Linked DNA regions of Mus musculus: region 2 is linked to region 1. Evidence: chromatin loops called from intact Hi-C (ENCODE). Cell type or tissue: left cerebral cortex. All regions are shown on one strand. Links, peaks and the distances in the headings refer to the core of each region. The heading gives the core; the rest is flanking DNA. Region 1 holds the start of Trim35 (tripartite motif-containing 35). Region 2 overlaps Stmn4 (stathmin-like 4).

Region 1 (12,132 bases), core at 4,808-9,807:
TAGGATTGTAATGGATTGGTTGAAGCCAACGACTACATCACCAAAGCCTTAGAAAATAAAACAGCATAATAACTTAGTAAGAGATGAAGTTAAAACTTACGCTAATAGTATAAGTACAACAAGGATAATGAAAGGAAGAGCACAGAAAAGGGCAGAAGGAAGAAGCAGCAAGTTGTTAGCAAGAGGAAGGGAAAAGCATGAGAGATGAGCAGATTCATGGTGCTGAAATTATGCAAAATAAATTAGGTCAGCACAAGAAGGAAGCTAAAAACATAGGCTAAGAAAAGATACTAAAATTCTACTCAGTAAAGAGAAAAAATGAGGAAAAGAAAAAAAATTCAGAGACAGAGTTTAGGTATCTTCCTTTTGATTCCTTTGATATCGGCATCTGTGAGGCAGAGGGGATGGGCAGGTAAATTGGAGTCTCTTGTCTTTTTGCTAGTCAAGGCGATGCTGAGCCTGGCTTGGACAGAGGCCTCTTGTGAAGGGGCTGCCTGTTCCTTCACATTAAGAGCTTCCTTTCTGGGCATTCATGAAGAAAAGTTCCTAGAGGGAACCATGCTTTACAATGAACTTCCTTCCTACAGGGCTGACTGACTGATTTGTACTTCAGTGACCGGGGAAGAGTTGGAATGTTGCAGGACTTATTACAATGTATCTTGCGTTATCTCTAGCCGCCCCCCCCCCATGCCCATTCCTTACCCTCTGTCTTCTAAGCAGTCTTTACCATCTCCAGTAGCTGTGGCCATCTAACCATCCCTAGCCTGAAGCAGGCAGTGCTTGTTCTTATGAGACACCCCCCTACATTCTCCCTTTAGCCCTCACCTGTACCCAAACTTCTTTGGCTTAAATGACAGACCCCACAAGGGCATGGGCAGGGGACACAAAAAAAAAATTGCCGTAATAATTAGTGACTAAAACCTCAGATTAAACATGTAAGGAGTCAGGTATGTTTCTAGCAGTGCTCATCTGTGTTATGTCACATGACTTCATTACAACCTTGATTCTGAATACACAACACGTGTGCTTTGCACTGTGCATGTTGACTGCACTTACAGCACCTCAGCTTGATTTTAAGATTATTGTAAGTCATAAACGGTAGCTCTTTACTCTACATGGCTTTCTTCTCTTTTGGAGATACGATATATTGACTAAATGTTTGAGGTTAAAATTACTGTTTGAGGAATACTGAATGGCTGAGAAGTACCTGAAAATATGTTCAACATCCTTAATCATCAGGGAAATGCAAATCAAAACAACCCTGAGATTCCACCTCAAACCAGTCAGAATAGCTAAGATCAAAACCCAGGTGACAGCAGATGCTGGTGAGGATATGGAGAAAGAGGAATACTCCTCCATTACTGGTGGGATTGAAAGCTGGTACAACCACTCTGGAAATCAGTCTGGTGGTTCCTCAGACAATTGGACATAGTTCTACCAGAAGATCCAGTAATACCACTCCTGGGCATATACCCAGAAGATGATCCAACTTGGAATAAGGACACATGCTCCACTATGTTCATAGCAGCCTTATTTAAAATAGCCAGAAGCTGGAAAGAACCCAGATGTCACTCAACAGAGGAGTGGATTCAGAAAATGTGGTACATTTATACAATGGAGTACTACTCAGCTATTAAAAACAATGAATTCATGAAATTCTTAGACAAATGGATGTATCTGGAGGATATCATCCTGAGTAAGGTAACCCAATCACAAAAGAACACATATGATATGCACTCACCGATAAGTGGATATTAGCCCAGAAGCTCAGAATATCCAAGATACAATTTGCAAAACACATGAAACTCAAGAAGAAGGAAGACCAAAGTGTGGACACTTCAAACCTTCTTAGAAGAGGGAACAAAATACCCATGAAAGGAGTTACAGAGACAAAGTTCAGAGCAGAGACTGAAGGTATGACCATCCGAGACTGCCCCACCTGGGGATCCATCCTATAAACAACCACCAAACCCATACACTATTGCAGATGCCAACAAGAACTGGCTGACAGGAAACTGATATAGTTGTCTCCTGAGAGGCTCTGCCAGTGCCTGACTAATACAGAAGTGGATGCTCACAGTCATCCGTTAGAAGGAGCACAGGGTCCCCAATGAGGGAGCTGGAGAATGTACCCAAGGAGCTGAAGGGGTTTGCAGCCCCCTAGGAGGAACAACACTATGAACTAACCAGTACCCCCAGAGCTCCCTGGGACTAAACCACCAACCAAAGAAAACACATAGTAGGACTAATGGCTCTAGCTGTATATGTAGCTGAGGAGGGCCCAGTCAGTCATCAATGGGAGGAAAGGCCCTTGGTCCTGTACCAGTATAGGGGAATGCCTGGGCCAGGAAGCAAGAGTGGGTGGGTTGGGGAGCAGGGGGGGGGAGAGGATAGGGGATTTTCTGAGGGGAAACTAGGAAAGGGATAACATTTGAAATGTAAATAAAGAAAATATCTAATAAAAATTGCTGTTTGACTTGTTGACTGAGTTTCATTTTGAGACAATCATTAATTGAATTTTGGCTTGGGCTGAGGACAGAATCTCCAGCAAATTCAGAAGTGACCTAAACGTACTTCTGCCATTTTGTTCTGTGCATTCATAGGAAGCAATATTCTTCGCTTTTGATTTTTTTTATATAAAACAGAAATATTGATCAACTTCGAAAAATGTTGAAAGGCAGTATCTAAAATTCAGCTAAGATTTAATCCCGGCAGCATTTATGCATAAATTTAAAAAACCCAACATAAAGTTTATGTAGAAACACAAGAGATTTCCGATAGTTGAAACAAGTTTTAAAAGAACAAGGTCTGAATTCTACACTTTTTTATTTGAAAACCTACTATGAACATATAAACTAGATGATCCTGGCACAAAGACAGACACACAGACCAATAAGATGGACTTCAGAAATGAACCCACGTATGAACCCAGTCAAGTGAGTCTCAACAAATGTGTTATGACTACACAACAGAGAAAGGCTCATCTCTTTGACAAATGATGATGAGGAAATCCAACATCCACACACAAAAGAATCAATTTGTGTATTATATCAAATGTCACTCAGAATAAATGAACAAGTAACAATAAGGGGAGACAACAGAAAACACTTCCTGGCCTTGGGTTGGGCTCAATACTGAGAACATAAACAATGAAAGTAAAACAGGATACTTTGGACTAAACAAACTTAATGTGCGGGAGCCAAAGGACACAATCAATGGAGTACAATGACAACCCAGAGAACAGAGGGTAGGGTCTGCAAGCCATAGACCTGGTAAGGAAGGAGCTAATATCTCAAGTTTACAAAGAACTCTTATACATCAACTAAAAGCCCAATAGCCTGATTGAAAACTGGGCAGACTTGGTGTGGTGTTGTGTTCTATAATTCAGCTCTTATGAGGCAGAAGGATTAGGAGCGCGAGGCCAGCTTAGGCTACACTGCAAACTCAAGGCCAGGCTGAATGAACTGCATCTCAGGTGTCGTCCCCTAAAAGGGAACAAAAGGTTCAGATTCTCTCCAAAGGAAATATCCAAACAGTGACAAACATAGAAAAGAGGGTAGCATTGCTGATGGTTAGGGGAACTTTAAAAAAATCCAAAACCCACAACAACAACAACAACAAAAAGACAAAAGAAAAACTCCATTAAGATGGCTATAATGACATAAAAAAAAAACCTAGGAAGTAAAAGTGTTGGCACAGAATAGATATAAACAGTCAGAACATGTCCCCACTGGAAAGCAGCGTGGTGGTCACTCAGAAATCTAAGGGGCAATGCATATCAGTAGTAATTCCACTCTGGGGCATATACTCCAAGGAATGAAAAAAAGTGTCTCAGAGAGGTCTCTGTACACTCATATTCACAGTTGCATTGAACAGCCAGGAAGTGGAAGCAACACACCTTTCAGTGATGCACAAGGGGATAGAATGTGATTTAAACTTGCAAGGGACTTTATATGAAAATGGGGGAAATGATGAAATGGACTGGAGCAGGGACAAACCTTGAGGTGTCCTTGGGGCTCTGCTCTTCCTGGTGCCCCCATTTGTCACCATCTGTCTATGTGTGAGATGTTTCAGTGATAGCGGAAGGTTAGTCACCAAAAGGAAAATGCAGTGTGCATCCATCCACTTACAAAAGGGAACTGGAGTACTCGAGTACATAGAGACAAAAGTACAACGGAGGTTTCTAGGGAGCAGAAAGCAGGGAGTTGGTTAATGTGTAGATGAAAAGATTTGTAGATAATGGGCTTTGCACAACAACAAAACATACTGGGCACTGCCCAGCTGTACACCCCCCCCCAAAGAATCATTAATGTGTTTTGACATTGTGTATAATATACAACTATAAATTTTAAATGCAAAAAGGTAAGAGTAAGAATGTAAATTTTTATGTGACATCTCTAATATGTGACTTGGGTCAGTTCCATCATAAACCAATAGTTTTTTTTTGTTGTTGTTGTTCATTTCTTTGTTTTTGACACAGGATCTTGATTTCTAGCCAGACAAGAAGGGTGGCGCTGGCACTGTCACTTTCCGAAGTGGTAGGGAAGACCAGTTGCTTCATAACTAACCTTGGGGGCCTTATGTGTACTTATAGTTTAAAAGATCATAAATAATACACATGACAGACTGAATCAAAGATGTCTGCAGCCCAGTCGATCCAGAGGCAGGTGGTTTCCTACCCTGGTATATCCCTAGTCACCTACTATAGCATGTTTTCTGTAAGCTCATGTTTTCCCTCCCAGTCCCAAGCTCCTGGAATAATGACTCTGAGTCTTAAATATATTTACATACAAATGCCTTGGCCAAATACTCTGGGTCGTTCCCTGGCTAGCTTAGAACTTAACCATCCCGTTATTCTATTCCAAGTTCTGTCACGTGACTGGTTACCTGGTCCTCAGTTACTTGTGACCATCTATCTCATCTATGTCTGGGGCTGAATCTTTCTTCCTCTCCCCCAGAATCCTTCCTCTGAACTGGACCTTCCACCTCCCTGTTTCCTGCCTAAGCTAATAGGTTAATAGCAGTTTTATTGACGGGCGACTCTTCCATACAGAATGCGATTCTCTCTACAACTTGTACTGTACAGCACTTGTGAGGGATGGCCTCCCTGACTTAATTCAGAGCAGCTAAGCACCCTTCATCCTCCCTTGCAGACTCCAGGCTTTAGAAAAGGTCTAAGCCATGCAGTCTTCACTGAGAGGATCAGGCTACTCTCTCTTCCTTACAGGTTTCCCTGGCAACTGATGAATAAGCTCTGCTGACTCTGCAGCTCCAGCTGCCTGTGTTTAAAGATGCTATCAGCAACTCTCCTGCTGAACTGGGCCTTCTCCTGCCTGTAATACTTTCTGTCACCTGATATCGACAGAACCATACTAATAATTAGCACTCGCCTTTTCTCTTTGTTTGTTTGTGCTACTTAAACACTTGCAGGTAAAGTGGATTCCTGGTAGACAGCACATAGTAAGGCCTTGCCTTTTCATGCCATAGAACAATCCTTGCTTTTATTCCTTGATCTCTGCTTTAAACAGAAAGGAGGAGAGAGAAAGAGGAGGGGAGGCTAGAAGGGAGGTAGGCATGCCGTCCTTCTTTGCCAGGGTTTCAGCAGACACCCAAAAGTCCATGCCTTGGAAACTCAATCCTTAAATTGGAGTTGCTAATTGAAATGAGGCTTGTAGAAGGAGGTTCTTCAAATGAGGCGATGAGGGCAGAGCCCAGTCCTTGTTAGCTCTATTCCTGTGAAAGAAACCATGGCCAAAAGACCTCTGGGTCATGGTCTGTTGAGGGATGCCAAGGCAGGGAAACTCAAAGCAGGAACCTGGAAGCAGGAACTGAAGAGGCCACCATGGAGGGGGTACTGCTTAACAGGTGGCTCCTCATGGCTTGCTCAGATTGCTTCTTTATACAAGCACCTGCCCTGGGGGGGGGGGGGTTGAGGGAGTGCATGGGGGGAGGGACATAGCCCACAGGGGACTAGGCCTTCCCAAATCAATCAAGCCTCCTACAGAACCATCTTATGGATGGTTTCTTCCATAAGATGTTTTCTCCCTTCAGGTTTCCTCTTTCCAAATGACTCCAGCTTGCGTCAAGTTGACAAAACTTACCAGCATGGACTTTCCATAAACACCACCAGTGGCTTTACAGGAAGAAGTGAGATCTGAGCAGGCAGGCTTGTCTGTCTGGGCATGTGACTCTCTCTATCGCATCAAGATGCAGCAGGAAGGCTGGCACACAGTTCTTGAATATCCCTGCCTCTGGAACCTCTATTCTTTATAAACCATCCCGTCTGTGGTTCTGGCAAGAGGAATAGGAAAGAGACCCAAACACACTGCCTTTTGTAATTGTTTATCTAGTGCATTTTTTAAAAATTGTTTCATATGATCCCAAGGAATTTGCAAATCTGCAGTGCCTTGCTGAATTAGTGTGTATGTTGGGGTAAGACAGCAGCGGAAGGTTACAAATATCAACTAGGAATGGGCAGCTGGGAACATTCAGACTGCCTTTCTTGCCAGAATCCAAAGTGGATTTTTTTTTTTTTTTTAAGTGTCCCTGTGTAACCCAGGCTGGTCTCAAACTCTTGATCCTCCTGCCCCAGCCTCCCAAATGCTGAGATTACAAGCATGTTCATCACGACTTTCTCACCCTGACTTTAATGAAGATGCCACGAGCATGCTTCCCTATTAATTTCGTTCTCACACGTCCTTTTCACGGAAACCACCATTTTACACTGGAACTCATTTATCCAACCACAAGCCGGGAATCTCAACTCCTCAGGTCTTCCCGCTACCTCGAGGTGGCAGTAAGCCCGACCAAAGTCAGCGGACGACCTATGTGAGGGTTTTGAGAAACCATTCCCAGTGCTGCATGACCTCCCCCCCCCCTACTGCTTTGGGCCCAGGTTCAGACCCCACCTAGGGAGCTCAGGAGTTAAGCCATGGACATCCCTTCCCATCTATACCAGGAGTCTGAGATAGCGGGAATTGCTTAAGGATGGCGGCCCGTGGCTTCACTTCCTATTTGACAACGGAAACCCGACACTGCAGTGGGACGACAGATCCTTCCGCCTTGGAGCTAACGGAGATCGCGGACCACACCTCCTCTGGGAGACCCCGCGCAAGACGGAAGTGGGAGGGTCCACGCCCTCAAAGCCCATCCGTGATTGGTTGGAGCCGCCTTAAGCTCCCAGATCTTCAGCAGGGACAACGCCCGCAGGCTAGGCATGAAGGCGGCGACACCGGTGGTGGTGACGGCGGCTGCTCCTGCGATGGAGCCGGGCCCTTCTGTGTCCCCGGGGCCTTCGCGCTCCTTCAAAGAGGAGCTGCTGTGTGCCGTGTGCTACGACCCGTTCCGCGACGCAGTAACTCTGCGCTGTGGCCACAACTTCTGCCGCCGGTGCGTGAGCGGCTGCTGGGAGGTGCAGACGACGCCCTCGTGTCCGGTGTGCAAGGAACGAGCGGTGCCCGGGGAGCTGCGCACCAACCACACGCTCAACAACCTGGTGGAGACCTTGCTGCGCGAGGAGGCTGAGGGCGCGCGCTGGACCGGTCGCCGGTCCCCGCGCCCCTGCCGTGCGCACCGTGCCCCGCTCACGCTCTTCTGCCTGGAGGACAAGGAGCTGCTGTGCTGTGCTTGCCAGGCCGACGCCCGGCACCAAGAGCATCGTGTGCAGCCCATCAAGGACACTGCGCAAGACTTCCGGGTGAGCACCGCGCCAGCCCGCCCTGGGGACCCCCGGCCTGCCCCTCCCCCTCCTCCAGGCCTAGCAACCATCTTGCCCCCGGTCCAGGCCAATCTGAACAACGATGGGGAATAGTATGGTCTGCAGACATTTGGGCTTGGCGCGGTCATTTTAGAAATGGAAGAGGCCAGGACCTAGCAGAGTTCTAAGGCCTTGAGATTTCCCCTGCCCAGCAGTGCCTTGATCAACGGGTTACAGAGCCGTAAGAAAGGCCTGTGGCGCTTGCCTGCTGCCTTGCTCCTCTTACTCTTAGTATCCAAATATCTGGAGTTCCAGTGGTTATAATTAAACCAAGAGCAGCTGACACAGCAAAACTAGCATGGCGGGGAAGGGTGGGTGTCGGGGCTGTAGGAGATCACGCTAGGCAAGTACTTTACCTCGCAGCTGCACCCCAAGCCTACTTTTGATTTTGAGCCAAGCTCTTAAATTAGCCAGGATGGCCTTGAACTTTTCTTTGCTTGCCTCAGCCTTTCGAGTGGCTGAGATTGCAGGCTTGTGCCACCAGGCCCAGTGAAAAAGTCTTTGTTCTAAAACAGAAAAAAAAAAAAAAAAAAGGCAGACATTTTCGATAACAATTTGACCTAATCGCTTAGATATGCATGCTCCATTGCTTTCCAAAACATTCATACTGACATATTGACTGATTTTTCTTTTTTTAAAGGGTTTCTGAAATGTCCATTTTACTCTGGCAGTATCTTGTTACTTTTCTCGTTTAAAGTCATTGATGTACTGAAACAGCTAAATTTGTTTCATCAGCCACTAACACACGGGTCAGACCCACAGTTGGGAGGGCCCAGGGTTAGCCACTAGGAAGCCTGACATAGTGAAAAGGAGGTACTGTAAGAGCCCACTGGGCCTGATCTTCAGACGCCCTTTCTCCACTTGGTGAAATGTCTTTTTTTGAGAATCAGCAGTTGATGGCAGCTCCATACAGATTGGAAGCAGAGCAGATGGGTGCTGTCTACATCCACGTTCCTCCAGTTATCCATCATATTAGCTCAGCAGTGGTTCATAGTGCCTGTTCCCTCGTTCATTAGTGCTAGATCTCTTATTTGGCATAGCTGAAATAGACAGCCTAGAAGTTTAGGTCCTGGTTCGAATTCCCCTGGGCTAGCAAAGGTACTGATTAGCATGGGTGGTGTCCTCAGAATGGGGTAAAACATCAACCGAAGGCCTGTGATCCAGGGGACAGAGAGCGTGTGGGCCTGGAGACTGCCTTCTGTTCTTGCTGGCTGCCTCGTTTTGATTAGGAGGTCCGAGGGACACTGGAAGTGAGATAGGTGGTAATAATTCCCACTCTCTGGGAGCTTCTAGCAAAAATCTAAAGAACCTAGAGGCATTAACCAGGTGAAGGAGGTGAGGGGAGGTTTTTGCAAGAAGATGCTGCAGCATATAGAAGATTCTAGAAGAGAGGAAGCTTTGGACACCAGGTGAGGCCAGAAGGCTGAAGTCTTATTCTGCATCTTAGAATGGTGGTGCAAAGCCAGTGGGTGCTCAGTGTGAGTGAGCCTTGAAGAGCAGGGAGTGGGGCTGATCTGAAAGATCCCAGGAGTCCTCAGGCTGTGTGCTCAGCCAGATGCAGTGTGGCCTCTTCATGATGTATTCATGTGTGAAATAAACATCCTAAGAACCTCTTTGATTCTCACACCCTGTTCTAGATATTGCGGCTGCTTAAGTCCGCAAGACAGCCCCCCTGTTCTACTCAATTTCATCTTGACACAGCCTAGGGTCGTCTGAGGGGATTTCAGTTGAAGGATTGCCTCAAATGGATCAGCCAGTCAGAGAGATTGTCTAGATTGGTGATGGGTGTGGGAGGGCCCAGTACATTGGTCCTGCCTGGGTAGTGTAAGGCCAACGTGGGCTCTTCCATACCAATCAGAGGGGATGTCTTATAGACAGCATACCTCCATTATTTCCATAATTTCTACATTAGTTTTGCTTGATTTCCTGCCCTGATATCCCTCAGTGGTGGAGTATGACTAGGAAATATAAGCTGTAATAGACCCTTTCTTCCCAGAGTTGCTTTTTGGTTGTCATGGCAGCAGAAACCAAACAAGAACACTGTTTGCAGTAGTCGACATTTCAGAGGAGTTGGTGAGGCAGTCATTAGATAAGCTGGTTCAGTGTGGTTGGAGATGGGTATGGCTTGTTAAGGGAGCAGGCAGCATAGGAATGACCCACTGTCAGGTAAGAATGGTGAGATTGACTAAGCTTGGCCCTGCCGGGTACCCTCAGGAATCCCAGAGGTGGGTGCTTAGAAAGATCCCTTTGGCCTCCGTGTTGATAACCCAGCAGCAATAATCTCTGAGGATTTCTTACTCTGTGTTAGGTGCCCTGAAGTATTAACAAAATTTACTGTCCACAGAACCCCTGAAGCTGTATGAGGGTTAATCTTGACTGTGGCAGTAAAGTACAACTTCTTGAGTGCCTGCAAGTGTTCCAAGAATGGGACCCTGACCCTGTGAGTGAATCCTGGTTCATCACTTGATGGCCTCCTGAGGAGGTTAGGTAAGGTAGGAGACAGGGCCTAGCTTGAGGAAGGCAGTTTGTGGAACTGTTCTTGGAGGCTGTGTCCTAAAGCTCCTATCTCTGCTTCTTGGCCACCTCTGGTCCCCCCCCCCCCATACTCCCACCCCTGTGAGGGACAAAGCTGACACTTTCAGAGCAGCAAAATGAAGAATTCTTTTCTCTGGTTGTCCTGTTGGGTTTGTGGTTCACAGTCCTGCAAAAGTAATAAAGGTTGTGTGTGTTCGTTTTTCTATCACTACGGCGGGGCAGACACATTCATGGGACACTGAGGGGGATGGTGATGAGCTGGGACTTTGTCCTGATGCAGTGGGACCTGATGGAAGGAAGGGTGACAAGATTTTGGAACATGTCATAGCGGATCAATCCAGAGCTCAAGAAAAAAACCTGAATGCTCAGAGGGACCAGAGGAAGTCCTCGAGTACAGTGGTCACAGGTTTGCATAGACACACTTTGTGTGTGTGTGTGTGTGTGTGTGTGTGTGTGTGTGTGTGTTAATGGGGTTGTGGTGTGTGTATGTATGCAGGGGCTAGAGGTAGGCAAGGTCAGCCTTTCCTTGATCTCTCTCTCGTTAAATTTTGACACCGGGCCTCACACTAGATCTGAATCTCCATTTTGAGCTAGGTTTGGCCATTGAACTCCAGGGATCCAGAGCTGAGACTACAGGTATGTGGGTGCTCAGGACCAGAATTGAGGTTCTCCTACTTCACACACTTTACTGGCTGACTCGCCTCCCCAACCCCACGTTTCTTCTCAAAGGGAAAAGTATCCCAGCAGTATGGCTTAGATGTGCTATTGCTTATGTGTATACGGATAAAGTTCCTCATATAAGCAGTGACCAAAGGAAGTTGGCATACTGCGTCTCAGTAAAACTAGAATCAGTGCCATTCTAGCTGGGAGATTAGTTTGAGGTTGTTTGCATTGGTGAAATGAAATCTTTGTCCTTGGCAAAGAGTTGTGAGTTTTCTGTCAACCTTAATCCAAATTGAGGTTCACACTCTTGGAGAGAGCAGGGTGCTTCCCCGGTGCACTTCCGATTCCCTTCCCTGGAGTGGCCTCTAATGTACTTACTGGAGAGAACGAATGTGGTAACGAAGTGACCCACAGTGCGCGGATGAGTGCGGACGGGGGCATAGCGAGTGCTCAGTGGACGGAGGTCGCCATTGTAATTAACACTGGATTTGTTTCTGGAAAAGCCTATAACACATTTATGGAATGTAGAGAGGAAAGGATAAAAGTGGAGAGAAGTTAATAGGCCTTGGATGCAAAAGGTAATAAGAACCCAACTTAAAACTCAAAAGTGTTTCTTCCGAATTCCAGCTTAGCAGCAACAATTAAAAAATGTAAAAGCATTGAGGGGATGGAGAGTTGCTGAGGCGGTTAAGAGCACTGGCTGCCCTTACAGAGCACCTGAGTCTTGTTCCTGGCACCTACATGGAAGCTCACAACAGTCTGAAACTCCAGTACCAAGGAATCTAACATTCTCTTCTGGGCACTGGGCACAAGCCACAAACGCACTTCACAGACACATGTGGGAAAAACACACATAAAATAAAAATCTTCAAAAAACCAAGTGTTTGAGCACCTTCCTTAAATTGATATATATGTGTGTTCATTAAAACAAAAGTGATTTTATTTTTTAAAATTAAGCAGGATGCAAGATAGATGGCTAAATGGGTAAGTACTTACTGAGTGCTTGGCTCAAGTTCCAATTCTAACATAAAAAGTGAGATCACATGATTACCTCAACTTTAGCTCTGTTATGGGGCAGAATAAGGAGGTTCTTAGGAATTGCTGGGTAGGCCTAGCTCTAGATTTAATGAGATACTTTGTCTGGATTATGGTAGTCTAAGGCTCAGGGGACATTGAGG
Region 2 (12,132 bases), core at 2,996-7,995, 63 kb after region 1:
AAACAATGCCTTTGTAATAGTGTTGGAACTATGCCTTCAAGTTTATAAGAGAAAATGAACACTGGGCTATGTACTGAGGGAGTCTTTTATATTATAAATAAAACACGGTGCAATGGGGATAGAGCTGCAGAGGCCCCCATGATGACCTGTGACCTCCAGAAAGACTCAATCATGTCAAGAGTACATTTCTACTCTGTGGACAGCTTCTCCCTGGTTTGATGCCTATGCTGGGAAGATTTGAGGAGACTTCCACCCTGACCCCTTCTACAGTGGGCCTGGACTTTAAGGAGAGTAGCAATGAAGTCTCTCTATTAATATGTTTACCCCTTAGGCAGAAATTTCAAGTACTTTCACAAGAATGAAGTATAGATTTCCTACAAGCTAGTATCAAAGCCTTGGTTTATCCTTGAGTGGGAGTAGGAGATGGAGGGACAGGGTCAGGGCTGCTCTTGGGATCTTTACTTGAGAGTATTTAGCATTTGGTAGTAACAGAGGATAGAGTCATTTGGGTGAGTGAGAATGTCAAATTTCAAGTGTGAGGTGGCCCAGGCTTGGGAGCCAGAAAGTCTGAGCTGACTCACAGAAGTGCTGTTTTCTGGGACTGATGGACCCATCGTCACTGATGCACTCTCTTGTAGCCTATAAGGAGAAGATGAAGGAACTCCCACTAGTGTCTCTGTTCTGCTCTTGCTTCTTGTCTGATCCCCTGAATAAATCATCCTACAAATATGAAGGTAAGTGGGGGCTCGGCTGGGATAGGAAAGGGTGGAAGCTTCTGTGTCCTGTGTTTGTGGGTGTCCCCCCATTGACTCCTATCTCATAAAACTGTCCTAGTCATAGTGTGTCTTCTTTCCCAGAGCCCGAGGGGTCTGAGCCCAGGGGATGTGGTCTGGATGCCAGGCAGCCACTGGGGATCTGGATTGGGTCATCCTGGAGCACTCGCTCCTAGAGTCCCTTTTGCACATTCCTTGACGCCGCAGAGGATGCCAGGATAAGCCAGACACAGGTTCTGAGATTCTGTTCATGGAGACACAGAACAGAAAAGAAAACTTGGTGTATTCACCAGGGCTTCTAGGGACAGATAGAGATGCTCCCAGACAGGCCCAAGGCCCAGGCAAGCACTTCCAGCCTGGATGGTGACAGTGGTGCTGTCTGAGTCTCAAGACCTATCAGAGGGTACTGGATTGCCATGCTCTCAGGAGGAGTGGTCAGGGGACAGATAGGTCATCTCTTCATTTCTCTTTGCAAGGAAGGGATGGGTTTGGTCTGTCAATAAGAGAGATGGGTGTTTGGATGACCTGAGACTGTTTTTTCCATTTAGGCTGGTGTGGGAGACAGTGTAGGAGGAAAGGTCAAAGCCAGCGGAAAGGCAGTGCTGACTGGAGAGAAAGAAGAGAACAGGGTAGGCCGGAGCCAGGGGTGAGGTCCACAGGCCATCAGAGGGACAGGGCAAGGAGGGGCTGGGGTGAGGGTGGGTGAAATGAACTGGTTGTCTGTCATCAGCAAGGAACAACAGCAGGTGGTGTTGCTGTGACTGTTATCACAAATCACAGCTCCTGGGATCCTTGCCTAGGGAATCCTCAAACCTTACTCTGTCAAAGTCACTGACCTTAGGATCCAATATTCAGGATCAACCAGCCCCCTAGTCATTGGTGTGCCTTGGGACTCCCAGCTTCCCTGTGTCTGTGTGCATGTTCGCATGCTTGTTGGGGCCCCAGCTGCTCCTCAGAAGGTGAGCAGCCCCAACTCTGCCCTCCACAGCAGATACAGTAGACCTGAACTGGTGCGTCATCTCTGATATGGAAGTCATCGAGCTGAACAAGTGCACCTCGGGCCAGTCCTTTGAAGTCATCTTGAAGCCACCTTCCTTTGACGGGGTGCCTGAGTTTAATGCCTCCCTCCCAAGACGGCGAGACCCATCATTAGAAGAGATTCAGAAGAAGCTAGAAGCAGCAGAGGAGCGAAGGAAGGTTAGCAGCTGCATGTCTCTTTCTCCCGTCTCATCGTGAGCAGGACGTGCAGCCCCATAACTCTTTGTCCCATCCCAATGGGAGTGGGAAGGATATTTAGAGAGCACCTCCCGAGCCCTGGGCATAGACCAGGAATTCTCAGTCTTCCTAGTGCTGCAACCCTTTAATACAGTTCCTCATGTTATGATTACCGCCCCCACACCATAACTGTACCCCATTGCTCTTCATATCTTCATAATTATAATGTTGCTACTGTTATGGATTGTATGCAACTATCTTATATGCACCCCCACATGTTGAGAACCACTGGTGCAGACTAAGACACCACCTGAAGGAGACAAAACTATGAGTATACACTGGGTGAGCTTATAGTTTGGCTAATGGCTAAAGTGTCATAGTCCTCTCAGAGCTGGCTTTGTATGCAGCTTCCTTCTTCCCCATTGATTCTCGCTCCTCAGCTCAGATGCATTTTAATGTGAGCCTTTCTTCATCTTTCAAGGTAAAAGAAAAAAAAATAGCTTTCTCCATTTAATTGGGTGGTCCCTCCCTTTATATCCATGGCATTTATCACACACACATCTGAGTTCTGTTATTTATTAATATGCATGTTTACTTCTACTAGGCTAACTTTCTCCTTTTCCTGGTGTCTGGAGTTGTGAGGGTCTTGAAGTTCATATAAGATCACTTAGTACTTGTGAATGAATGAGCGGAAGAATGGATGAGGAAAATGAGAGAAGAGATCCAGAAGCTATTTAGGAAAGGGCCACTAAAGTCAAAGATGATGGAAAGCTTTGCAGGTGGTCTGAGCTCTCTGCTTCTGTGAAAGAGGACCAGGTTCAGGGATGCATCTCATCCGAGTGTGGCACTGTTAAGCTGTGATGGTAGAAGTTCAACCTAAAGGGTCTTCCTCTTTCTTGTGTTGCCCTAGTACCAGGAAGCTGAACTCCTGAAACACCTCGCGGAGAAACGAGAGCACGAGCGAGAGGTGATCCAGAAAGCTATCGAAGAAAACAATAACTTCATCAAGATGGCAAAAGAGAAGCTGGCCCAGAAGATGGAGTCCAATAAGGAGAACCGGGAGGCCCATCTGGCTGCCATGTTGGAGCGGCTGCAAGAGAAGGTAATCCATGCTGGATTGGCAGGAGGCTCCTTCCGTGGCAAGAACGTGTGACCTACACACCACTCTGGTGGAAGTAGCCTCTGCAGGAATGGAAATGCTTCTCCCAGGCAGGGTCCTCATTGTTCTAAGGGGATGATTTGGGAAGTCATAGGCAGGAAGCTCACATCACACTCTGGGGTGGCCTCTGGGGATCTTCTAGGGTTTTACAACAGAAATTACTCACTGTCTCAGGAGCCAGCTCACAGCCTTCTTTTCTAGAGAAAACCTGTCCAGTGCAAGTATCTCAGGAAAGGCACATGTCTACACACTTCTGGCTTATCGTTGAATGGGCAGATTTGGGTTAATGAAAGATGCTAACTTGAACATGACTCTGAGCCAGGTTTACAAGCTTGGTTGCCAGAACAGCAGGATACAGAATTCTCCCCAGAACTCCTCATAAGGGCAGAGAGTAGTAGGTTTTCCTCAATAGTCTGCCTTTGTCAATAACTCAAATGTCACCTGCCTATGAGCGGTGTGAGAGACTGAGGTTGGTCTTCCGTGTCATTCTTTGGAAGACATGCTGGCCTCATTCCCTGAGTCCCAGGCTGCCTCAGTTTCTCCTGCAGCTCCTGGGAAGCTTTAGCTCTGTGTTTTATTTCCAGGAGCCGCCTGCTGCGCGGTGACTCCCGGGACCGATCGGTGGCCTCGTCCCATGGTGAGCAGCGTGGTCCTTATTCCTTCCCGCCTACCCACCTAGAACCTCAGGCCCTTGGCAACAGTTACCAGAAAGATCTGGCTTCATCCAGGCATGTGAGCTGCACAGGCTGGCCAGTAGGTGGCAGCCCCATGCTCTGATGTTCAATTCCACGAAGGACAGCATGGCTTCTTTCTCCACTGAGTGCCTTAGAGGAGGGTCACAATCCGAGCATGACCTTGGGCTTCTCCAGTTAATGAGAGATATTGTAGGAAAATTTAAGATTGCCTTTACTTTTTAATACTGGGTCTCATGTATTCCAGGCTGGCCTCGAATTGGCTATGTAGCCGAGGATAGCCTTGAAATTCTTATCATTTTGCCTTCACCTCCAAGTGCAGGGATTGTAGCCTGCCCAGCCTGTTCTATGTAGGTTCTATGCAGGTGTGGGGCTTAAACCCAGGGCTTTGTGCATGCAAGGTAGGCAGCTGCTAACAGAACCACATCCCCAACCCCAAGGCAAATTCTTGAGGAAACCACAGTTTGGATGGGAGAGGTTATGGGCTTATAGACCCAGGTTAAAACATATCACAAAGCTAGACTGTATTGGAGCACTTGAACATTTGTTTATAAAACACTTTCATTTTTATCATAACATGGTTATCGAAAGTTTACAAGGCAAACATTCTTAGTTCAGACAAGGAAACCATTCCAGAGGTCAAATGATTCACAGAGATCTCCATGGTATACGAACAGTGAAGCTGGCCCTGGCCTCTTGTCCAAGTGACTGCTTTCTTGCCTGGCTCAGAGGCAACATCCCAGTATTTTCTCACTAGCTTTTTCTCATCAAGGGATTTCTGGAGACCAGAGGCCAGAGGCCAGAAACCCAGGGCTCTGCATAGCCAACTCACTTGAAACCAGAGATGGAGGCAGAGGTAGAGTGGCAAGGTTGTGTGTGGAATGTCAGCTGTGTACATCAGGTAGAAGCTAAGAATCAAGATGCCAGATCAGATATCTGAGAGGACAGTTTTCCTCTGAGACCTGATCTCCACTCATAATTACTCACTGGAGGAAGCAGGAGGCAGGAGGCAGGAGGCAGGAGGCAGGAGGCAGGAGGCAGGAGGCAAGATTGAGAGCTAGGTATATGTTTTCCTCTCTCCCTCACACCTCTGTCCCCAGACCTGGGATACCTTCAACATCAACAATGTTGTCCATGCTAGCTCTTGTGTTGTAGGTCATGACCAGAATTCCTAGGCCTAAAAACCCCATTCCAGACTTACTGCCTGACTTTCTAGGGGTAAGGTCTGACTCTGTGTGGACTCCAGGTCATGTGATAGATACCATAGTTTGAGAACCAGACATACTGCTCCTTGCTTTTAGCCTGTCGGAATTTCTAAGGGCTCCTGGAAAGACTAACTGTGGGTGAGGGTGTATCTTAGGAACCTGGGTGGCCTCAGTGGCTCTATTCCAGGTTAATCTGTCAACTCGTTGTGACAACACTGGAATCTGGGAGGGGGATCATTGGGTACCTTTTGTTTCTCACAATAGGGACTGGGAAACATAAAGAAGAAAAACACATATATGCTCCCAGCCTACAAGGACACAGATATTTATTTAGTGATCTGGAATCACATGGAGGCAGGTGTGGCATGGTCCCATGAGTGGACACTTGTCACACAGTTTCAGAGCTGAGCCAGCTGCCCATTCTAGTCCCTCTGGAAAGGTCCAAGAAGTTGAGTCCCAGTTAGATAAGACAGTCAGTTAAGGTCACACAGCTGGCTGGGGGTGGGAAGGAAGATCTAGTCTTTTGGCTGAAATATGCTACAAAGCAAATGAAGGTTGTCTTCCAACACATGTAAGGGAGCCCACTGTCTGGAGTCAAGCACTATTTCCCAACAGTTCTCTGTCAGTATGTAACTCAAGGGTCCTCCTCCTTCAGTCAGAGATTTAAGACGACGCTAGAGAGATGGGAGAGAAACAACACATCTGTGGTGTGTCAGGGATGCTGGCAACGGACTCATTCTTTTCCCGTTCCTTCTAAGCTGGCTGTCCTAAGCAGCCCCTTATGTTTAGTCAAGTGACCATTTTGAGCACCAGAATGACCAGTAGAGATAGAGAGGGCCTAGGGTATCTTGGGGTCACTGTGAGGTGGGTCCCCTGCAGGACGTGGGGACTCACCAGTTCGTGCACTCTGTGCCTTACACACCTGTGTCCCGCGTCTTACTCGCCTCCTTCCTCCCCTTAGGATACCTTCGCTGACAGCTCTGCTCTGCCCGTGGTGACCATCTTTTGCGTTCCATTCTCTTGCCCTTTGTCCTCCCCTGGCAGCCTTGTGTGACCCGCCTTTGTCCCTCCCTTCCTCCCCAGGACAAGCACGCAGAGGAGGTGCGGAAAAACAAGGAGCTGAAGGAAGAGGCCTCCAGGTAAAGCCCAGAGGCCAAGGAAGTTTCCAGGACAGCCGGACAGCTCCCGTAGCAACCTGGTTCCAGCAGCCTCGGCTGCTGGCTGCTCTCCCAGCACTGGGGTTCGGGGGGAGGGGGGTGGCCAAGGGGCGTTTCCTCTGCTTTTGGTGTTTGTACATGTAAAAGATTGACCAGTGAAGCCATCCTATTTGTTTCTGGGGAACAATGATGGGGTGGGAGAGGGGACAGTGAGCGTGTGGAAGAGGGAGGTGAAGATGAGCCCAAGGACATTGTGACACTGTCCACTGACTGCAGACTTGGGCCAAGGCCCCCGCTTTTCATGGCTCTGCCTGGACATCCGGCCTCCAGGTTCCGAGTGGAGAGAAGATGAGAACTGGGGTAGAAGTTCAGAGTGAAGGGCAGAGTCCTGGCGGGGTGGTGGCTGCAGGGCCAGCAGGACAAGCCCGTCTGGATGGAGTGAGACCTGCCCTGCAGCGGGTGGGATAAGGTCTGTGTGCGTCTGTTCATTGTCATCTTTTGATCATCATGACCAATGAAACATTTACTTCCAGTCTCCAGTGTTTTTATTTCCCATATTGGCTCTTTGCAGATGGGTAGAGTGTTTTAAAAGTTTGGCTTCCCACCTATCGGATGGCAGGTACCTTTTAATGTTTCCATCTAGGTATCCGGTGTGCTGGTTCATGCTAGACACTGGAATGATGAGAGCTTTGCCTCTCTTTCTCCTTTTAAACTCCTTTTGTGGGCTGTCCCTTGGTGGCTGGAGGCCACCGAGCTGATGAGAAAAGAGATGCTGTCTTTCCTATCTGTAGACTCACATCCTAGTACAGTCCCAAGGATTCATTATAAGAAGGACATTCTTAGCCTGTGTAGCTGCTATAACAAAATACCTTAGGCAGGGTAATGTATGAATGACAGGGATCTACTGCTTACAGTTCCCAAGGTGGGAAGGCTAAGATCAAGATGTCTGCTTTCTGTTAAGAAAACACACAGTACCTTCTTGCTGTGTCCTCTTGTGGTAAAAGTATGACAGGGGTCCATAGGCCTGGTTTATTATTTGCCCCATCTGTGAGGGGAGAGACCTCTGACCCAATCACCTCCTAAATGCTCCACCACCTGGTATTATGGGGGATGAAGTCTAATATATGACTTTTGAGGGAACAGCGCCATTCAGATATAGCAGAAACCCTCACCAAGGGCTTGGAGTCTAGACAGATCACAGAACTCCAGTGAGGAAATTTCATTTGTTAGAAGAAAGCAGAAGGGCCATGCTCTCTAGGACTCTAGGCCAGGGCTTCAGAGGACAGCCCTTCTGACTCTCTTCTGCAAGCAGGAGTGAGGTGGAGTCTTTATGAGCCAGATCCCAGGGCATCTCCACAACTTGCCTTAATGTGTTTTTGTTTAGCTTTGTATACAAACTCTTTACGGTTGCCTTAATATTCTCTTGGCAGTGCTGCTATAAGTGAGCGTCAGTTTAGGGTAGAATAGCTGGAAGAACAAAGGTGGCAGTGATGGTGAAGGTGACGGTGATGATGATGATAGTGGTGGTGACAATGATGTGATGATGCTGATGGTGATGGTGGCAAAGATGGTAGTGGTGATGTTCCTGGCAGCTCATACTTTTAGGCAGTACCTATTAGATGCCTATTTTCTAGACTTCCCACAAATGGGGCTTCATTCTTTGTACCAACTGTAGGAGAAAGCTGCTGCTGTCATCCCATTAGCCAGAACAAGAAACTGAGGCATAGAAAGCATAAATAGATTGCCCAAATTCCCACACATAGTAAGTGGGAGAAGAGGTCTTGAATTTGCAGCTTGTTCCCAAAGTCTATATTTTTAGTCTCCGCACAGTACAGCTTTCTGGCTCATCTAAACTAAGCCACAAATCCCCAGTCAGGGTTTCTCAGACCGAGTTGTGACTCACTGGGTGGTGAGACCAACTCTGTGGTCCCACTCAGCTTCTTTTTCTTTCTTTTCCTTCTGTCGTGCTGGAAATGAAAAGCCATAGTCATAGAGGAAAAGTATTTTCTGCCCAGAATTGACATAAATAAAAGTTTTAATAAAGAATAGACACTGTAGACAGACGCACAGTGAGCAAATTCTCAGAGAAAGAATCACTCATTATAGCAAGGCGTTCTTATAGTGAAGGGATCTCTATGGGGAAGGGGACCTTGTAGGAGTGGATCGTTACAGGGAAGGAATCCATGTAGGGAAGGGATCCTTTCTTGCAATTAAGTTACATGACTGCCTTTCCTGGACCATCTGTGCAGGGTCTATTTGAACAGATAAAAGGAAGGCAGCTTGCTTTCTCATTACCAGTAGCTGTTATAACATCATTTGTCTTTCCTAAGGCTGGCTGTTTGGATGAGGTCCTAGAGTCTTGGGAGTTAGGCTTTAAGTAGGGCAGAGGCCATGACAAATCACTATGTTGGGTTTCAAGCAGTTAATGTCTCACGGTTAGAGTATTTTTGGTGTTTTACTTTTGGCTTTCTTGGTATGGTTTTTTCCTTCTTTCCCTTATTCTCTCCCTCCCATCCTTCCTAGTAGAACAGAAAACAACACATCAAAATTAATTTTAGTAATGAAAGTATGTTTTCCTGGAAATTATCAATTTTTATTTTGTGGCCATATTTCCAGGGCACCACACAGAACACATTTCTTCCTCAGGTTGACAACCAAGAACCCTTTGAAAGCTGCAGCTTTGGGAAGAGCTCAGAGACAGGATCAGGCTGTCTAGGCTGCAGTCTTTGGGGGCTTCAGGAAGCTGCTGTGGAGGCCAGTGTAGAATGAAGCCTGTGACTTCAGATTTGCTTTTTTCTTGATAAATAGAGAAAAGAGAATAGCCTTGAGGGTCTCATTTCAGAAATTAACTCCATCATCATCTTCACCTCTTCTGTGGACTGAAGGCTAGGAGCTCTCTCAACCCTTCCTCTTCCCCTGTTCCCTTCCCATTCTCAGACAGTTGCCCTTCACTCAATGCTCTTGTCCTTCTATATGCTTGTCCCTTGCTTGGGTTGTTCTTCCCTTCCTTGCTTGGTTCCTAACTGTTCCTTTAAACCCAGCTCGGATGTTATGTCCTCTACTCTGCTAGAGCTTCTGCTTTTGTGTATTCTGGTTACACACACTTCATTGCTTAATCTCACCTATTAGACAAGACCAGGTTTAGGAATCTTTGCGTCCTTAGCAGTGGGTGTTTGGCTAAACTGGGATTAAGAACATCAAGGTGACCTACAGATAGGTGAGTGAGAGCTAAGGATGAAGAAAACAGTCACATGACAGCTCCACTTGTGTAGCCTTTTCCTTAAGCTCCTTGTAGAAGATGGAGATCTGAGGTGGCTGACAGCCTGGAGAGACAGCTCAGTTGCTGGATGTATAAACGTGAGGAGCTGAGTTTGGATTCCAAGCACCCATGTAAAACCCAGGCATGGTGCAGCGCTGGGGATTTGAAGACGGGAAGATCCCTGAGGCTTATTGGCTGGCCAGTCTAGTCAAATTGGTAAAGTGGAGGTTCAGTTTGAGACTGTCTCAAAAAAGTGGGGAGCAACTGAGGAAGATGTCTGGTGTTGCTCTCTGAGCTCCAACATGCACCTTCACCTGCACACACTTGCACAAATGTGAATGCCAAAGATTGGAGGTAGCTGATCAGGGTTATGCAGAAGGTTGAAGTTCATCTCCATGACAACTTGAGACCTCACCAATCCCTAGCCCTTGACAGAAGACCTGAACACAGGACAGATGTGTATATCATGGAACATCTTCCAGAGTCTAGGCCACCAGTAAACATTTCCTGCAGTGAAAGTGGCCACAAATCAAATGTGGCAGGAGGGGATGAAGTGGATGGAGGATGAGTTTATAAGAGACATGTGGTTCTGAGGTCCTCGGCTAGTGACTTTCAATGGTAAGCACTCTATAATCCTGAAGCAGCAATTTTGCTTTAAGCAAGCAGAGAGCACAGCGTTTTCTTTGGATGACTGGAGCCTGAATGGTGGATGAGCACCAAGGGGCATCCCATTCAGCCCCCAAATATAAATTAGAAGCCTGTTGATGATTATCTAATGCCAAGCCTAAATTATTTTACATAGAAACAGCTTTCCCACAGTTTAGCTAAGAATCAGTATATCTTGCTCAGTACACAGCCTTCCCCTCATTAAACTTCAGTGAACACTGGAATCCAAAGATATGGGAGATTAAAAACCCTAAGGGAGTAAACCAGCTTCAGTAGGCACAGGAAGGAGTGGGGTGGAGACACACTCTTGCACATCCATCCCTCCTTGTAGTAATTGTTGTAGAAATCTGGCCCCAGGTTTCTACCCTGCCTTAGTTATTTAAGTTCCCAGATGACACACTCACAGCTTTCTATTTACAATAAGCCTTTAAACAAACAAGAGCTGGACAGATATCTACCCTCCATGGTGATAGAATCTACTTACTATCTAAAACTCCAAGTTATTACTCTATTTCATCTGGGAGACTCTTAGCTCTAATTAGGCAGCCCTCGGGGCCAGGTTATCTTGACTCTTAACCCTTAGTGCTTCTCCCTCCTCCTCCTGCACTCTCTTTCCTCATGGTCCTCCTCTTCCCGTCAAGCCCACAAACCCCCACCTATGTCTCTTCTGCCCAGTTATTGTCCATTGGCATCTTTATTTACCAATCAGAATTATCTTGGGGGCAGGGTCACAGGGCCTACTCTAGACTCCAGGTCTTGGGGGCCCCTTGCTTAGCATTACAATAGTCAGTAAAAGACACAACCTTAACAATTCCTAGAGCAACAGTAGAGAGAAACATGAAAAGGAATAGATACCCTACTTAGGAGGGATCATGGCCCTTTGTACTGTATATTATGTACAAGTCTAGAGGACTAAGGACAGAGCACAGCCCACACTTACAGCACATCTTCCTGATCTAGGAGAAAAGCCTCTGCTCTTGTGAAATCTACAGGGACAGCAGGAAACTCAAGCACCAACACAGTGCAGAGTAAGGGAACATAGTGACCTCCCTAGTGAAGACATCACAGGAGTGACACACTATGGAGTCCAAATGCACCTGACATATTCAACATGACAGCATGATATGCCAGCACACATCATTAAGAGATGGCTGGCATCTAAAATGGCTCTTGCTTAGAAGTGGAAGAGATACCAGCCCACCAGGAATCTATTGTATGTATTTTCTAACATGAACATAGAGGAAACATGAAAACATGGGGGCACAACTCCTCCCAAAGTTCAGAATTCCATCAACTGACTCCAAAGACACTGAAATGGGTTAAGGGTTATAGAACGAACTCAAGAATGTTTTTATTTATTTTGTTTTATTTAAAGAGCTTTGGGTAGAACTCAGGCCCCCATGCTTGCTATGCAAGGGATGTATGAGAATAGGTTTTTACTGTGCAGCTCAGACTGGCTTCAAATTCATAATCTGGTAAGAAGCAGTGGTCTCTCCCTGAGTGCTCGGATTACTGTTGTATATCTCCACGCCCACCTCAGAAGACTGATACTAACCAAAACTAATGAATTCCAGTAAAATACAAAAAAAAATAGCCAAAATGAATTAAGGAAGACAGCATAGGATATGAATGAGAATTTTGCAAGAAAGAAAGAGAGAGAGAGACAGAGACAGAGACACAGAGAGAGGCAGAGAGAGAGAGGAGAGAGAGAGAGAGATCTGGAAAAGGAATCCAACAGGATTCTTCAAAATGAAAAGCACAGTAAGTCAAATTATAAAAAAATTCAGTGGGAAAACACTCCAAACAGACTAGATGAATCACAGAACAGAGAGAGAGAGGTCAGAGCTTAAAGGCAAGGTTGATAAATAAGAGCATGTAGACAATAATTAAGAAAATAATGAAGTGAGCAGGCAAGACCCCTGGGACATGAATAAGAGACATTTTTTTTTTTTTGGAACAGAAGAAGGTGCTAAAGTGAACACTAAAGGCGTAGAAAATGTATTCAG

Evidence for each region. Peaks named below come from ENCODE experiments on the same cell type or tissue, not always from the same donor. Only the 100,000 strongest peaks of a DNase experiment are listed, where the experiment ranks them.
Region 2: it touches region 1 in a loop (3-fold over the local background); 1 of 42 quality-filtered maps calls a loop at or near these places.

The regions. Positions count from the first base shown.
Region 1 is chr14:66,289,854-66,301,985 of GRCm38, forward strand. Trim35 (tripartite motif-containing 35) reads left to right here and starts at 7,172. Exons shown (of 6, transcript NM_029979.3): 1 at 7,172-7,696. The coding sequence starts at 7,217. It overlaps 1700001G11Rik (RIKEN cDNA 1700001G11 gene), which reads right to left and starts at 7,276. Exons shown (of 3, transcript NR_038077.1): 1 at 6,956-7,276; 2 at 6,102-6,291; 3 at 5,474-5,733. In left cerebral cortex, for the core only: CTCF peaks have their summits at 6,787 (motif pointing right) and 8,229; DNase peaks (open chromatin) are centred at 5,248, 7,127, 7,760, 8,015 and 1 more place; H3K4me3 peaks cover 3,416 bases; H3K27ac peaks cover 3,201 bases.
Region 2 is chr14:66,354,948-66,367,079 of GRCm38, forward strand. It overlaps Stmn4 (stathmin-like 4), which reads left to right. Exons shown (of 6, transcript NM_019675.3): 3 at 639-734; 4 at 1,762-1,970; 5 at 2,899-3,090; 6 at 6,128-6,733. The coding sequence ends at 6,187. Among named protein-coding and RNA genes, the nearest start is that of Stmn4, 17 kb to the left of the region's middle. In left cerebral cortex, for the core only: a CTCF peak has its summit at 3,904 (motif pointing right); DNase peaks (open chromatin) are centred at 3,882 and 5,552; H3K27ac peaks cover 2,219 bases.